2 separate regions of the Mus musculus genome follow, and region 2 is linked to region 1. A link is a loop called in an ENCODE intact Hi-C map of the cell type or tissue named here. Cell type or tissue: left cerebral cortex. All regions are shown on one strand.

Region 1 (8,000 bases):
GCAGAATTGACTTGTGAAGTTACAGCGACCTCAGTCCTGGAATAACCCAACATGCCAAGGATGGTCTTATACCCAGCTAAACTACCCCACAAATATGGAAGAAAGGCTTTTTAAAAATTCCCAAATAAGCAAAACAGCCAGATGCAAATGATTCTACTTTTCAGAGAAGTATAACATCCTTGCAATTCAAGCAAACAATATGTGGAACCTCAGAATGTCAAGTACAACTCGGGAACTGGTGTCTACACCAGGAAACTGAAGGACCCTGTGAGTTTATGTGTGTGTGGGCGGGGGGGGGGGGGGGGAGACAGAGAGAGAGAGACAGAGACATCTCCAGAAGACATACTTAAGCCATCATGCAGGTAGGTGATGAATCTGTAGTGGACTCTCATCATTTTATGAGAACCATCATCCTGGTGACCACTCTCCTGTAAGACTCACCCCACTGATCCCCACACCCAGTGTAGAAAGGTGATCTGCTATGAAGACCACCTGTCTCGGTATGGCTTTGCAGAAGAGGCTCAACTCTGAACATACCTGTTCAAAGCTGGCAGGGAAAGTGCTAAGATGCCCTGAATAACAGCAAAGGCTTTAGTCACCTGTGCCCCAACACCACAATTCTTTTCTACTCCTCATTGACTGTTCATGTCCCAGCTCCCTATTCCTCTGGCTGAAAGACCACATCAACTCCATCTTGGGTTCAGGTTCCATCTTAAAGAACTTGAGTTAACCAACAAGCCTGCACCTAGCACTAGTTTCAGGTCTTTCCTAACAACCACGCATCAGGAGGAAAGCAAAAGTTACAGTTGTACCTAAAGATATTTACTTATGAAAGTTTACAGCTTGGCTCCCAGCACCAGCCAATCATTCTAAAGGGCAACAAATTCTGTAATAGCCCCGCAACAAAATGTGTGCCAGGCTGGAATCCCCTTGCTTGTTTGCTTGCCTCAACAAAAGGTTGCTTGAAACTAAGCAAGGGGGTTCACCCTCCTGTCCAGCCGCATCAGTGACTACAATGTGGCCCGCACTCGAGCTTGAATAAAGACCCAGTGCAATTGCATCAGAATCAGCTCCTTGGTGGCCTCTGGAGGTTTGCAAAATGGGCATGACAGTGGCTATTCTTAGTTGTCACCTGATTACATCTGGAAGTAACGAGTGCCTGGGCACACCTGTGAGGGGTTTTTCTTAAATAATTTGAAGCTGGAAGACCCACTTTTTAATCTAGGTCTTTTGAGGTGGGAAGATCCATTCTTAACTTGGGCCACGCCTTCTACTGAGAGTCTACATAAAGGACATGGAAGATGGAAGCTTGCTTTCTCTGCCTGACTGATCTCACTCTCCCTGGCAGGTCTACTCCTTCACTTGGATTAGAGCCCGCTTCTTTGAGATCCCAGTGCATACTGAAATCCAGCGGAGACATCCATTCTCGTGGACTGAACAGCTACTGGGTTCTTGGACCTTCCATTGGTAGACTAGCCAGGGAAGAGTGAGGTAGCCATTGTTGGACTAGCTGGACCATAGTCTGTAAGCCATTCTAATAAATCTACTTTTTCAATTAATCATCTATCTATCTATCTATCTATCCATAGTCACCTTTCAGTTCTGTTCCTCATCCACCCACCCACCCACCCACCTATCTAGCTACACCTATTCACTTATCAATTCTCTATCTATCTATCTATCTATCTATCCATATTAACCTATCAATTCTGTTCCTCATCCATCCACCCACTAACCCACCCATCTATCTATCCATATTCACCTATCAGTTATCTATCTATCTATCTATCTATCTATCTATCTATCTATCTATCTATCCATCCATCCATCCATCCATCCATCCATCCACCTACCTATCTACATAGTCACCTATCAGTTCTGTTTCTCTAGAGAACCCTACCTAATGTCTCATTCCTCCCCGGATCTGTGATGCTTCTTGCCTTTCATGCCATTTCCTTCCCATGGCCCACTTGCTAACACTTCTAACCCTAACCTCTTTCTTTCCAGGTCAGGGATCCCCCAGACGATGGTGGTCATGGTAGATTCTATTAGTCCCGGGGGAGAGAAGAGCCACAGCCACCTGCCAGTGTGAACGAGCCCTGTGAGAGCGACACCTGTTCACAGGTCGGACACTTGAGCCTCAGGCTCTCCTCCAGGACTCAGGAGTCACCCATGCAAATCATACCCTAAACATCTATCATCACACACCCAGGTCCCTGAAGGGCAGGCTAGGACTGATGCTCTTCTGTGAGTCACAGATAGAAAAGCAAAACAGAACCCTAGGATCCAAAGCAAGCTGCCTCAGCCACTCTGCACACCAGCACTGCATCCACACACTAGGGACGGGAACACACAGGCAGGACAGCTGGAGGCACTTCCTCACATCCATGTGGCCTTCTAGACCCTTCACCCATCACTGAAGGGAAAGCCGCCTCAAATATTATAACATCTTCAAAACTAAGAGAATATTGTTTTCCTGGTCTTCCCACACCCTGAGGCTTACTTCTCCTGGTGGAAGAAATCAGTGAAGAGTCCTCAAGCAGAGCCAATTGGCCACCATGCCTCTGAGGCACACAGGCACAGGTGCAGCCGCCCACACGCCGGGTGCAGTCTGGGATGCCGCCGACTGCATGTCTGGCCCACCCAGGCTGTTTTCCTCTGTTTGGGGAGAGGCTCTCTGCTACACCAGGCCCACCTAACCACACTATAGAAGGCAGAGGGAAGCAGAACTGTGGACCCTCCCCTGACCCACAAGTCTCCCCAGACAAGGGGAAGGCCATACCCCGCCTGCCTCAGCATGAGAGCTGAGCTGTGCAGAAGCCACCCCACCCCACCCCACACTGATGAAGGGCTGCCTAGTCCACAGAGAGAAAACATCTGCATTATCCTGTACTGGCTTCTGAATAAACGCCTGCTGACACTCACTGTGCTTTGCACTTTATACGGGCCTATTATGAGAATCTAAAGGGGTGGGATGGCTCAGTGGGTAAAGTGCTTGCCTTCAAAGAGTGGGGACCAGAGGATGGACCCTCAGCATCCACAGAAAAGCCTGACTGACATGGAGGTCTGCAGAGAGTGATCAAGGCAGACACCTTGATTTAAACTCTGACCTCAACACACATGTGCCTCAGATATGTAAACACGCTACATACACATAAAAGAGGGTGGCGGGGGATCTCAAAGATAACATCTCAGAGACCCCCCACACACATGCTAAGCCCTACCTGCTCCCGCCCCCACACCCAGTTTCCTGGTCTCCATCTCGCTCACAGGAACTCCAGTACAGAGCAGGTCAGTCCAGGCAAAGCAGACCTGATTCTGAGGAGCGATACCCTCAGCATACATGTCTGAGAGAAGAGCGAGAGAAATACGCTGATGCTTTTAATCCATCGCACTTGTGTTCTCGCAATTGACGGGGACGAAAATAAGATCTGCAGTCTACCTTCTGACTGATGTCTTCTTGAGACAGGGTCTCATGTAGCCCAGGCTAACCTCAAACTCTCTGCGTATCCAGTGATAACCCTAAACTTCTGATTCTCCTGCTTCCACTTCCCAAGTGCAGGGATTAGGGGTGCGCTGTCAAGCTGATTATTTAAAATGGGGTGCTGCGGATTTAACCCAGGGCTTCATGCGTGCAAGGCGGGCACTCTAGCCAGAGACCCACACCCTCAGTTCACTGGTGGCATTTCTAATTGTTCCTATTAGCTTCACCAAGTTGGTGAGCTCTTGGAGCTGATCTGGAGTCATTCAGACGGTTGAATTATCCAGCAATGTCCACAGCAGCTGCCTCATCACCAACTCTCAATAATCAAATACTATAAGTAATAATATCTATAATCAAATAATATTATAAATAATATTATTAAATAATCAAATGCTATTTAAGGAAAAGCTTAAAAGTTGAGTTTCATGTAGAGCATTACATTTCTTGCTGGAAATACCCTCTTAAGTTTATAGGGCCTTGGCAAACCCTATAGCTTCTTTGAGCTTTCAGATGTGGTTAGCCTGGTTTGGTCAGTAATGAACATTATGATAGAATTTTGGCTGTGGCATCAACGCATAAGCAAAAGCATTCTTTATTGTATGAATCTAGACTATCTCACCCCACTCACACCTGAAGAAATCAACAGTATTTCTAGTGTCCACCTCATCCCCCTGAGAGAACTCTAACTCAACATTTGAGGTATTAACAGTTTGTGTAAAATGTGCTACAAACACCCAGGAAGCTTTGTATGTATCAAAATAAAGTATTTACCTTTTTTGCTAATGAGAATAAAAGGCACCATTGTAAAATGCACATCTTGATAGGAAAATATCCTTTCCAAATACCAAAGGCAACATCTTAGGATTGCCCTCAGAAAGCAGGATGCCAGGAGACATTTTTAAAGTTTTCAAAATCTGTACAAAGCTTATTCACACTCTTGTGACACCCAGCACATTCACGAATGACAACCGTGTACGCTGTCCATCTCATTGGGCACACAGTCCACAGCCGTGGAGGGCTCCTTCCTTGGCAAGGCGATGCACTACGACATGCGCTCCTTGAAGAACCACCTCTGGTTATCTGAGTTGGTACAGTCCCGTAAGTATGGTGCAAAGCCGTTGTCTAACACCTTCTCTGTGGCCTCCACACATTTCCTGCTGTGCTTGTGAACTAAAGTGCCATCCTACAAATGAAAACATTGTTATGTTCAAAATTATTTTAGTGATTGCTCAGAAAAGCCACATTTCCCTTAAGGCAGATTTTGAAGACCCCAAGGAGTGACTTTTAGCATTTCGTAAATGTCAGTAAATGCAAAACAGCGCCACCTGCTGGCTACTGAAGAGGATGGGAGGGAGCCTCTAGCTCCTCACCACTCCCCTCCTTCAGTGAAGTCACAGCCAAGATCCTTTATGGACCTCCCTCATGTCTCTCCATCACCTAACTCCAACCTTATGACTTCCTTCTCCTGAGCCGTTTAACAGCATCACGTGACCTTCTAACTTGGTGGCAGCATATCCAGGTGAGGGACCTGAGTCCACAGGTCACCTGTTCTCAGCCTGGTCACAGTCTCACATCCCAGGTCATGGCAGTCTTTAACGGCCAGCTTGCTTCCTCAATACTTGCTGTGGGCATGGAGAGCCTCTCTTTGCTGTGTATCTTGCCCCTCTCTCTTCTGTAGTGTAAGGAACATAACAAGGGGCCAGCAGCCAAAAGTGACAATGCATAGGCTCCTGGTTCCGAGGGAGAGGCTTTGCAAACTGCTAGATGCTGTTAACCCCCACACTTCCATGGCTCTCCAAGTTTCCCCCTGAGGAAGCTAAAAGTAAGGGACTCACTACAGCATCTCTCTGGCCAGCCTTCTACACAAACCCACGTCTCCAAAGGGATCACTGAACTTTAAGGTAAAATGTTTGTTCGTGTGGGGGCTATGCACGTTCACACACATAGGCGTCTACACATACATGTATGTGTATGCAGAGACCAGAAGATGACAAGGTATCACACCTCCACCTTCTTTACTTGAGACAGGGCCCTTTCTGACTCTAAAGCTCATCATTTTAGCTAGCCAGCCTGTCCTGGGAACCCCTCTGCTTCCTAAGTACTGCCTCCCAGGCGACCTGTCAGGGCGTTACGGGGTGATGAAAGTCTGAACTCCAGTCTTCATGCCTGTGTGCCAAGAGTGTTACCCATTGAGCCATCCCTCCAGCCTTACAGTGGAATTCTTAATGCAGCATGTGACCAATCTTGTTTCTAGATTGTACTATCGTTGGGGGCGGGGGTAGAAGAAAAATGCAAAAGGAAGAGGACAACAGATTGTGGACTGTGTGGATTATTTTTCCTAAACTATTTTATTTTAAGACACATCTTGCTGCCCTGGAACTCACAATCCTCCTGCCTCAGCCTCCTGAGTGTTGGGATTATAGGAGTGTGCTACCATATCCAGATCTTACTTTCTTCTTAAAGTCAAACAGGATAAGACCACAGGGTTAACACCGCAGCTCTTCCAGGGAGCCTGTAAACTCCACTGCTTATTATTCTATTTCTCTACAGGAAAATATATTTCAACTTTGAATGGGATTTTTGGACTGCTCACAAATGGGTCAATCAACAGTATCTGGAAAGCCAGCTCTATCCCAGGCTGCCTCTTTGGTCACATCCCAAGCAGCCACAAGTTCTCTACAGGCCCTCACAGCTTCCACAGGAAGTCCCGGGAATCTCTAAGTCCTTCCCGGAGCAGAGCAAGGCTGCTGTTATCAAGCCTGTTTCAGAGCAAGGTGAAATGATGCTCAGAGAAGAAGGGTGGGTCATGCCTGGGTCTAACCTCATGTTCTGGCACTTGGGTCACTTACGACACTCATATACCCATCTCACCCCCACACATTAGTGTCAACTCTACTTTCTATTACAACCCACAGCAGCTCATACCGTAAAAGACTGAAAAAGAAGAAAGCCTCACTGTTACCAGAAGCCATACACTCACAGTCATTCCCCCAGGGTCAAAGTGAAGTTTCCAGTGTCTGAGACCCACCGGGACCAGGCTAGAGAGTACACCTGGCTTCCGCACAGGCGCACAGACCTGGGCCGATGGCACCGAAAGCTGCATTCACTGACCTCCTGTAGGATGAACTCCTGGTTCTCTGGGACGGTCTCTCGGCAGAGATCCATGACAAGGGTATCCTTCCCGTCCTCCACGGTGATGCAGGCTTCGGGCTGGCGGGTGTTATAGCGTATTTCTTTCCGGGTCGTATACTCGAAAAACTAACAACAGTTTAACAACCAACAGATGTCAGTTTACCTTGTGATGTGGAGGAAGATGCCCTGCACAAGATTATCTAGGGCGGTAGTTTCTCAACCTGCATATCAGACATTCACATCACAGTAGCAAAATCATAGTTATAAAGTAGCAATGATAATAATTTTATGGCTGGAGCTCACCACAACATGAGGAACTGTATCGAAAGGTCACAGCATTAGGAAGGCTGAGAACCACTTCTCTACTGGAAATAAGTGAGGGTGGGTTAGAGCACCACCCCTACCCCACACCACCACTGCCATGACCCTGTATTACGGTTCCAGGTATCTTGAGGTACTAAGTTGACCTCTTATTTAAACCTAGATAAGTCTCTACTCCTGGATTTTTTTCTGCCATGACACATCCAAAGTAACAGACACCGTGAATCCCACATGCTAGGCTAGTGCTCTGCCACTGAGTGATACTCGTGCAGAGGGCTAGTGAGAGGGGTAAAGGCTCTGACGACCTCACCTGAGTCCTGTCCCTGGGATCCACATGGAGGGAAGAGAGAACTGACCCCCACCGTTCTGACTTACACACACACACACACACACACACACACACACAGAGAGAGAGAGAGAGAGAGAGAGAGAGAGTAGGTATATACACACACACACACATACACAGGCAAATAAATAAATATTTTTTAAAAAGTGTTTTAAAAGAAGCTTGCCCCTCCCCATCAAGGCCCACGCCTACCTGGTTCTGACCCATCCCATGGCAGAGGTACAGAAGGACCTGGTGGCCTTCAACATGGTTTTCATTGGGAGGATTGTAGTCAAGGCAGTACCCTCTTAGGCCTCTGTTCTGGAGCTAAACAAGACACAGAGGTAGCACCTCAGTCTAGATTTCCACACACCAAAAGGACTCCACACAAGGAGAGAGAAGAACACAATGAAAGAGGAGCCCTGTCCCTTTGCCCAGCTCTTTCCAGTCACTATAATGTTTTCCTATGCTAACAACAGATGGGAACTTGGCCAAACTTTAAGACAACAAATCTGGCCTAAAAGCTTGCACCTCTAACTGCTCAGTCACAGCCTTCTTGCTGCCCTAGCACAATCTTGGGTGTGGCCTCACTTCCACGGTTAGGAAACACAGAGGAGAGAGGTCTAGCTTACAGACAGTGCCACGAGTGAAACAGTACACACACAACCAGACTGGGGTAAAAGCAGTCATGGCAGAGAAAATGAGGAGGTGTGGCTCAGACTAATGGAGCCTTCCAAA
Region 2 (8,000 bases), 100 kb before region 1:
TATGGCTCACACTCAAATTTGAAGCTTGCTCTGTGGCTGAGGCTAGCATGGTGGCCTACATCTAGTCTTGGACAGGAGGCAGTGCAGGAGTCTTATGCATGGCCGGAAACCCAGAGTCAGAGTACAGGGGTAAGAATCCAGCGGCTTCTCCTAAGAGAGAGCTATAGAGGAAGTGCCCCAGAACTTTCTGGGAAAGCTGAACCTTCCCTGTAACTTAGGAACATAGCAGCTGAGTGGCTTCCCAGCCAGGTCGACTGTGTGAATCACCAGATTTTACAGATAGGAAGCAGTTTGTCCCAGGGCCAGGGGGAGGCTGCCACATGCTCTCCACTGATGAGAAGGAGGGTGACTGGCGCGAAGCTTATGTAGGGATGTCCCTGGAAGTAGGTGGGTAGAGAAGGAGCTTGGCAGATCCAGGCGCTGTTGGGCAAGGGTTATGTGGCCAGCCACGAGGAGTCTGTGTTGCTCTATGGAAGGACTGTGCAGTCTAGAAGCACCTGGTTCCACAGCTTCATCCCAATCTGTCTTGTCCCACATATAGTTAGAGATGGACAGACATCCAGGGGAAGCCACTCCAGCTTCAACAGGAAGTAGGCCTGCAGCTCCCTATTGGAACCCCTTCTGCTCATCCACAGATGTATCACGCTATATCTCAGGAGCAGCTCTCTCCCCCTGCCTGGTCTCCCAGAAGCCCCAGTTTTTCACTACTCTGTCACCATCTGTTCACTTGTCCTTGTCCCTCACTGACCTGCAGGTGCTGCAGGGGATAGCTGAAATCTCCTGTCTTTTCTCTAAAGCCTCCAGACTCCCCCTACAGCTTCTGGACACAGTCTTGCCTGAGACTTGGCAAAGGTCAAACAGTTGGTGGATGAATACATGAATGAATGAATGAATGAATGAATGAACAAATGAATAAACAAATAATGCATAAGTGAACCAACTTAGTGAATTCTGGACAAGAATAACTGTATGCCCACCTTAGCACTGTATATTTATTAATCATTGATCAGAAAGAACTAGTATAGGCACTGGGATCATTTTGGAAGAGGCAGAAGAATATGGGAGTTGGAGGATGTAGACAAGAGTTGTGAAATATTGCTTTGTGGCCATGGATAAGGAAATCAACCTCCATTATTGGTAGTTGCCTATACAAGACCCATATAGATCAAACCAGCCAAAATTCTGGTGTATGAGGAATGTGATCTCTAGGCCCAAACTCAAATTAAGGAGCCATTAGCAGAAGGTGTTTGGTGAGATTTTAGAGACATCACTGGTAGGTTTCCAAAAATATAGTGGATGGTTTTGCACCCATGCCTGTAGGAGAAGTACTAATTGAACCTGGTGTGTTATTTTAAAAAGTTATAAAAATGAGAGGAGGTATATTAGTGGGCATGAGGATGAGAAAGGGAGAATATTGGGAGTAGATATGATCACATTTCGTGAGTACATGTATTACATTCTAAAAACAAAATATCCATTAAAAACCTCAATCAATAAATCAATCAACAAAATTTAAAAAAAGAACTCTTATAAAAGCCAATCTTTGTTCACCAATACCAACATTTAGTTAACATGTACTTTTTAACCCCACCCTCATCTGACCCCTGCTGTCCAGACATAATACAGTAAAGGTCTGCAGTCCCACACTCTCACTTGACCCTTAAGCAGGAAGGCTTGGGAAATGTAGCCTTCTGCAAGATGGCTGCCCAGGGCTCTCATCCAGCTGGGCTGGGAGTGCCCCTGAGACACACTGGCTTCTCAGACTTCAGATGAAATTCCAGCCGCCTCCACCTTCCCTCTCCTTGGAACAATGTTCTGGGTGGGACTTGTGAATAACAGATGCTTCCCCTTCTCTGTGCCTCTGTTGGGGAGGGTGCTCATGGCCCATCGTGGTACTGGACAACTGGGCAAGATCAGATGAGACTGTCCAGCCCTACAGGCGCCAGGAGCAGAACTCTGAGATCCCTGGTCCTCTTGCATGGATAAAGCCCGAGCTCATGAAAGAGACAGGCATTGGGTGGGTGTGTCGTGGAGAGATGGGGTGAGTCTGAGAAAGTTTTGAGATTTTGAAGCTTTCTTGAGTGTAACCATCTGTAAGTGAAACATGTCCTAGGTCCCTTGAACCTCTGGGTATAGCATAGTTGCTACTAAGTAGTCAGCAAACATCTTCTGAGTGGCCATCCAGAGGCCTCAGACCCTTTGGAACAGAGCCACAAGAAAGATGGGAGCCCTGAGGAGGAGCCAAGAGCTGCACTCTCACCATTCACTTTATCCCGATCCTGCCCGTGTCTGCCCACAACAAGCAGCCCTCATGCAACCCTGCCAGGACTTGGCCTAGGCAAGCATCGAAGGCAACGAGAAAATAAGAGAGTTGGTCTCCACCTGATTCTCAGCCTAGTTGCCAATACACATAGAGCTGACCTAAAAGTCCTGAGTCTGGAGACTATGAGTCAAGGACAGAAGGGGGCCTGCAGGACCTCCTAAAAGTTCTAAGAAGTGGCCTGAAAGAGGGGGAATCATTGAAAAGCATCCAGAAGGAAGGCCATGTGAGGAAAGCTAAGATTTGAGTGATTCGGGGAGGGTGCAAAAGAGATTGGCAAAGAACTGCCAGGAGCTACGGGGTCAGAACTATCAGGCCACCCGCAGGTCAATTTCAGACTAAACACATGAGCACATTTGACCTGCTGGCTTCCCTACCTCAGGTAAGGAGGCTGAGGGCAAAGGAAATGAAGCCCATTCATCTTCTCTCCTTGGAGCAGAGGCACTCGAGAATCAGATCTGGGAGACTTAACTTTACATGACAGGCAGCAGGGCACCTCAAAGGCCTTCTGAGAAAAGCTCCCCTGACCATTTTAGGAGGAATATCTCCTTCTCCTCCAGCGATTGCCCTGACACTCAGCCCCCACATCCATTCCCTTGCTGAGGAGAGGGCGGGACTGGGGGACTTGGAATGCAGAGTGCATGTGGGAGTTTGGCAGTGGCAGACTTGCCTGCATTCTCTCAGAACTTGGCATGTACGCCCTGGGCAAATCAAGCTGCCCTGGGAACGGCTCTGGGGCGTCCCCACAGATGCGCTGGTGTGGATCCAGCCAGGGCAGACAAGCTGCTATAGCAGAATGAGCTCCCAGCTGTAGCAGGCAGGGTGAGATGGCACTTATACTCTCTAAAGCAAAAAAGAAAAAGAAAGGCAGGGACACCTTGAAATTTAGGAAGGATCTTGGAAGACACCAGGTCCCTAAGATGAGCAAAACAAGGCCCGGGCTGATGGCATGATTCCAAATGACCCAGGCCACACCCACCTGTGGCTCCAGAGAAAGGAGAGAAGGCAAAATGCCATGCAAGGTACATGGTAGACAGCAAGAAGATGCATGCTGGAGAGACGAGTGCACTGAACCTGTCCAGGGGCTTGGGGTCCTCTTTAATGATTTGAGCCCTGTTGGTGAGGGGACAATAAACAATGCACATTTTTAAAAGAAACGTGCTCCAGAGTTGTTACCAAAGACACTACAAAGTCTTTGTAGAAATCCTCTGGCCCAGTCCTGCAGAGACCCTGCCCTCACAAAGCTGCTGGAGTAGAGCCTGTCTCTGCATTGGGATTTGAGTTTAAGGGAACAGCCAGGACAGATGGTGACCCCAGAGTCATATTTTGAAACAGACTGACTCTTGTTTAACCCAGATGAAAGGACAACTTGACAGTCTCCAAATGTTTGCCGGAGGAAGGACTTGTGGCCTCTAAGAAGCTGTGAGGGAATCTGCAAGGTGCTAGAGGCTCCAGGAAATGGAATAAAGAGACAGGCACATTGCAGGGACCAGAGGATAACCAGCGTCCCACAGTGTGCTACAGAGAGTAAGAGATGGGAAGTGGATGCCGGAGTGATCTGCCAGCAAGATCCTGACCAATCGCCTCCTAGCTGGGGACCTTGCGTTTATTCTTCAACTTCTCTGAGCTTAAGTCTCTATCCAGACACTGAGATGATGCAATACCTCGCTCTCAGGATTGCAGTGTAAGGTGAATGTCATGATTAGAAAGGGCCTACCACTGCTGGTCCTGGACATTCAGAGAGAACAGGTCAGACGTGATCCTGTTCCCATAGCACAGGCGTCCACCTTGAGCTCCTCACATGTCTGGGAGCCAATGCACTGTGAGCTTCAGAACACAGGTGCCTGGCCTCAGCCCCAAGGGGAGTTGGGGTGATGCCCCAGGCCTTGGTATTTCAGGAAGCTTCCAGGCCTACTGCTACCCAGAAGAGTGAGGACCAAGGTCTCAGGAGCGCCCATGCTGGGCAGATGCTCTCCTCAGACTCAGCATCCCCACTGACTATCTCATGTAGTCTGGGCATCAGGATATCTCCTGCTCCTCTGTCCAGATGTGAAGCCCACACTTGAGTAAGGTGCCCTGGTCACAGCACTAATAAGTGACCGAGCTGGGATCTGAAGTTCATCTAATGCCTGCAGAACTCGCTGCTAGCCATGCCATGATAGGGGACAGACAGACAACTTACCTGTGCTCAAGTGTTCTTGGAAACTTCAAGAAAGGGGTGGGGCTTCACTTACCCAGACAGCAGCAAACGCTTCTAGACTAGGTTCTGAAACCTTGTATTGCTGACAATGGCTGGTCTCTACCTTTTCCCACCTGCAGTTTGGCAAAGCCCATATAGACAATCACCAACACCCAGATGCTAGAAATGGGCAGGACCCATGAGAAGGGAGGGCTAGCCGGGTGAGGTACATGAATGATAAACTGTGCCTTCGCCCACAAGGACCCAATGTGTGGGTGTAAACCACACTGCGTAGGAGGCTGCCTCCAAAGGGTGATTCTTCGAAATCTTAAGCTTGGGGCAGCACTGGCTGGATTCCCGCATGCATATTCATGAAGAGGATTTTTCACATTCCACCCAAGCTTCCCATGTGAGAGCAGCCCCACTCACTTATTCCTGGAAAGGTAAACATGGGCTGAGAAGGCAAGCTTCTGGAAGCCGTCAACACACACACACACACACACACACACACACACACACACACACTCCCTCATGCAGCAAGCATTATTTATGGAGCACCTGCTGTGTGGCAGGCACCATTCTAGATGCTGGAGGTGCAACAGTGACAGACACAAGTCCTTTTGGAACCGAGAATTCTCTTGCAAGACTCTGGATCACAATGGTCTACATACCGTCATCCAGTACATTGTCCTAATCCACATGGGCTGTGAAGGAGTAAAATTTTGCCCAAATAACACTCTGGCACCTTGGACAACAACTTGTGTCTCTCCCATAATTTAGGAACCTCAGTTCTACATAAAATCCCACCTCTACCCAAGTTGCTCATCATGAGAGAGAGGACCCCACACCTGTAGGCCCAACTTAGCCCACAAGCCATAGGAGCTTAGAAACTCCAGGAGAGCCTCGTGCTTCAAAGCCCTTCAGTTCTCATGTCATAGCACACGGGTGTTTGTTTGTCTTAGTGATGCTCTGGATTTCTCCCCAGTTGTGACTGGTCTCCTGCCCCGACTTCCCAACTGCTGAATAAAGTGCATGCTCCAGGGAATAAACAGTGCGGCTCTTTGCAGGCCTTGGTTACCCAGCCAGGAACCTCTGCACAGCAGTCAGAGGAGCCACTAAAGGGATGGATGGGGGACAGGCATGACAGGTCCGGAGGAATTGCTCCCTTAGTCTTCCTGCCCAGACACTCTCCAGGACCTAGCTTCCTCCTCTGTCTCAGCAAGAAGAACCCAAGGCTCACTCACACTGGATGTACATTCTCAACAACACCCTCCACAGAGAGGGAAAGAGCAGGATGGAATCTAGTACTGTGAAGTGGAAACTTCTAGTTTCTTTGGAAAGTCGGTTATGCCAAATGATATTTTGCTGGGGCACACAGGTGAGGGGATGTCTTGCTAAAGCAAACACATGAAAGACTGTTTTCCTGAAGTAGACACAGGTGAAAGGATGTTTGGATATAGCAGGCACGTGAAAAGATGCTTGATGAAGGAGTATAAATCTGACCCCACAGACAGTGGGAGATGAGCACTGAGCCTTGGTTTGGTTTGCTCTGTTTCGTTATTCTTTGCTAGCAACAGGAATGTATTAATTCACTTTACATAGCATTGTTGAGCTCAACTTGTGATAACTTTGACATTGAGAGAAACTTGCCTAAGAACTGCTCATGAGGCAACTTGTCACTTCTGTGGCCTTGCCTTAGGTTGGTTGGCCAGCCTGGCAGTTTCTTCAGGACTGAACTAGAGCTGCCTGGTGTCTGCTTGCTGCAAGGACTGGACTGTAGCAGCCAGTTCATACCTGGTGTCTGCCTGCCTAGAGAACTGGTCTGCAGCTGCTGAGTTATATCTGATGTTTGCTACAGGACTGAACTGCTGCCAAAGAGGACCAAGCTTGCCCCCAACGAACTATTGCTGAACAAGTCCACTTCCCCCATATGCTAATAACTTTTCTCTTCTACTACCTCTGCTGGGTACTGGTCTAGGGGAGAGATTGAACCTTTATTAAAAATAGGTTGCAAAAAATGTATGCCTAGATCCTTCACTGGAATCAGTATGTTCTTCTATAAGCAGAGGAAGAGAAACAAGAAAGGTCCTCAAACCCAGAGTCTCACTCTACACTCCTCCAGGACTCAAGGCCTCCATCCTATGCCAATCCCTGGGCTGTGAGCATCATATGGGACCTGGGGGTCATGGTACCTAGGCCAGGTACCTAGGCTAGGTACTGATGGTGCATCCACCTTCCTCCCAGAGACCCCTTCTGTCCCTTTTTCTTCATGCACTCTGGGCAAGGCAGGCTGTTCCTTTTAAATATTTTTTAAATCTTATTTTATGTATATGGGTGTTTGGCCTACATGTATGCCTGTGCACCACATGGGTGCCTGGTATCTGTGATGGCCACTAGAAGTGGCACTGGATTCCCTGGGTCTAGAGTTACAGACAGTTGTGGTGTTGGGAATTGAATATGGTTCTCTACCCACCAGGTTCAGCTCTATCAACCCAGCACCCTTCCCTGAGTAAATTCATTCATCCTTTGGACCACATCTTACAGGTCACACTTTTGGGAGACTTCCCTGATGCCCTCATACAGATGAAAGTATCCAGTGTGTGTGTGTGTGTGTGTGTGTGTGTGTGTGTGTGTGTGTGTGTGTGTTAGGACCCTATACTTTAGTTTTTCATGAAACCAGGTATTGCCTTGTAGCCCAGGCTGGCTTGGAACTAGTAACCCGCCTGCCTCCCCCTTCTCCTGAGTGCTAAGCTAAAAGCATGTACTACCATGCCTGGCTCCTATCCTTCAGAACCCTGTTTGCCATTTATCATCACCAAAGGATTGTTTTGGATAAATCATTGGTCTTAGCATCCCCCAGTGGAACCAGGCCTGCCTGTCCATCATTTTATACCCAGCACATCATACATTGCCTTGCGTACAGTAAGTGTTTAAGTGAAAGTGAAGGAACAGAGGCATGAATTTGAAAAACCTACTAGGCTTCCACAGATAGATGAGCCTTTTCTACCATAGAACTTCACAACTATTTCTGTCCACCCATCATTGCTTAGCAGACTCATCTCTCCCACATGTAATTACAGTTGTTGCTTTCCCTGTCCCAGAAGGCTCAACAACCCTAACCTCCAAAGGTGAGTGGTGTTGACCTGGCCCACTCAAGGTCCTTGGTGAAAAGAACTTGCAGATGAATTCTGTCCCCTAACAGAGTAAACCAACGTGGAATGAAGCCACACGAGGGCTTACTGGTGACACTGAGCTTAGGCCTCGGTCCCGTGACCTATAAGGATGTCATGTTAGCATCCAGCGGCTGCTCAGGCCACAATGCCTTCAGCAGTATTTCTTCTTAAAACAGGGCTCTGGGATGGGCACTGTGAGTCCCTAGCTGCCAGACTTACAGGTGCCACAATCTCTCCCCTGAGAAGTGGCTTTACATCAAAAGGGTATTGGTAGCCACTCATCTTGCTCCCCACCACCTTCTCTGATCCTGCCTAGGAATCAGAAACC

Evidence for each region. Hi-C counts contacts between places; a loop is a spot of excess contacts. Peaks named below come from ENCODE experiments on the same cell type or tissue, not always from the same donor. Only the 100,000 strongest peaks of a DNase experiment are listed, where the experiment ranks them.
Region 2: it touches region 1 in a loop (2.5-fold over the local background); 10 of 42 quality-filtered maps call a loop at or near these places.

The regions. Positions count from the first base shown.
Region 1 is chr4:47,119,104-47,127,103 of GRCm38, reverse strand. It overlaps Galnt12 (polypeptide N-acetylgalactosaminyltransferase 12), which reads right to left. Exons shown (of 10, transcript NM_172693.4): 8 at 7,476-7,589; 9 at 6,596-6,742; 10 at 4,061-4,667. The coding sequence ends at 4,527. Among named protein-coding and RNA genes, the nearest start is that of Gm52731, 11 kb to the right of the region's middle. In left cerebral cortex, a CTCF peak has its summit at 4,804 (motif pointing left); DNase peaks (open chromatin) are centred at 2,575 and 4,790.
Region 2 is chr4:47,222,977-47,230,976 of GRCm38, reverse strand. The region is part of intron 2 of Col15a1 (collagen, type XV, alpha 1); the gene reads right to left. It overlaps Gm32317 (a long non-coding RNA gene), which reads left to right. Exons shown (of 4, transcript XR_881237.2): 4 at 1-1,597. Among named protein-coding and RNA genes, the nearest start is that of Gm12426, 17 kb to the right of the region's middle. In left cerebral cortex, no CTCF peak of the experiment used is centred here; DNase peaks (open chromatin) are centred at 345, 1,832, 3,015 and 4,865.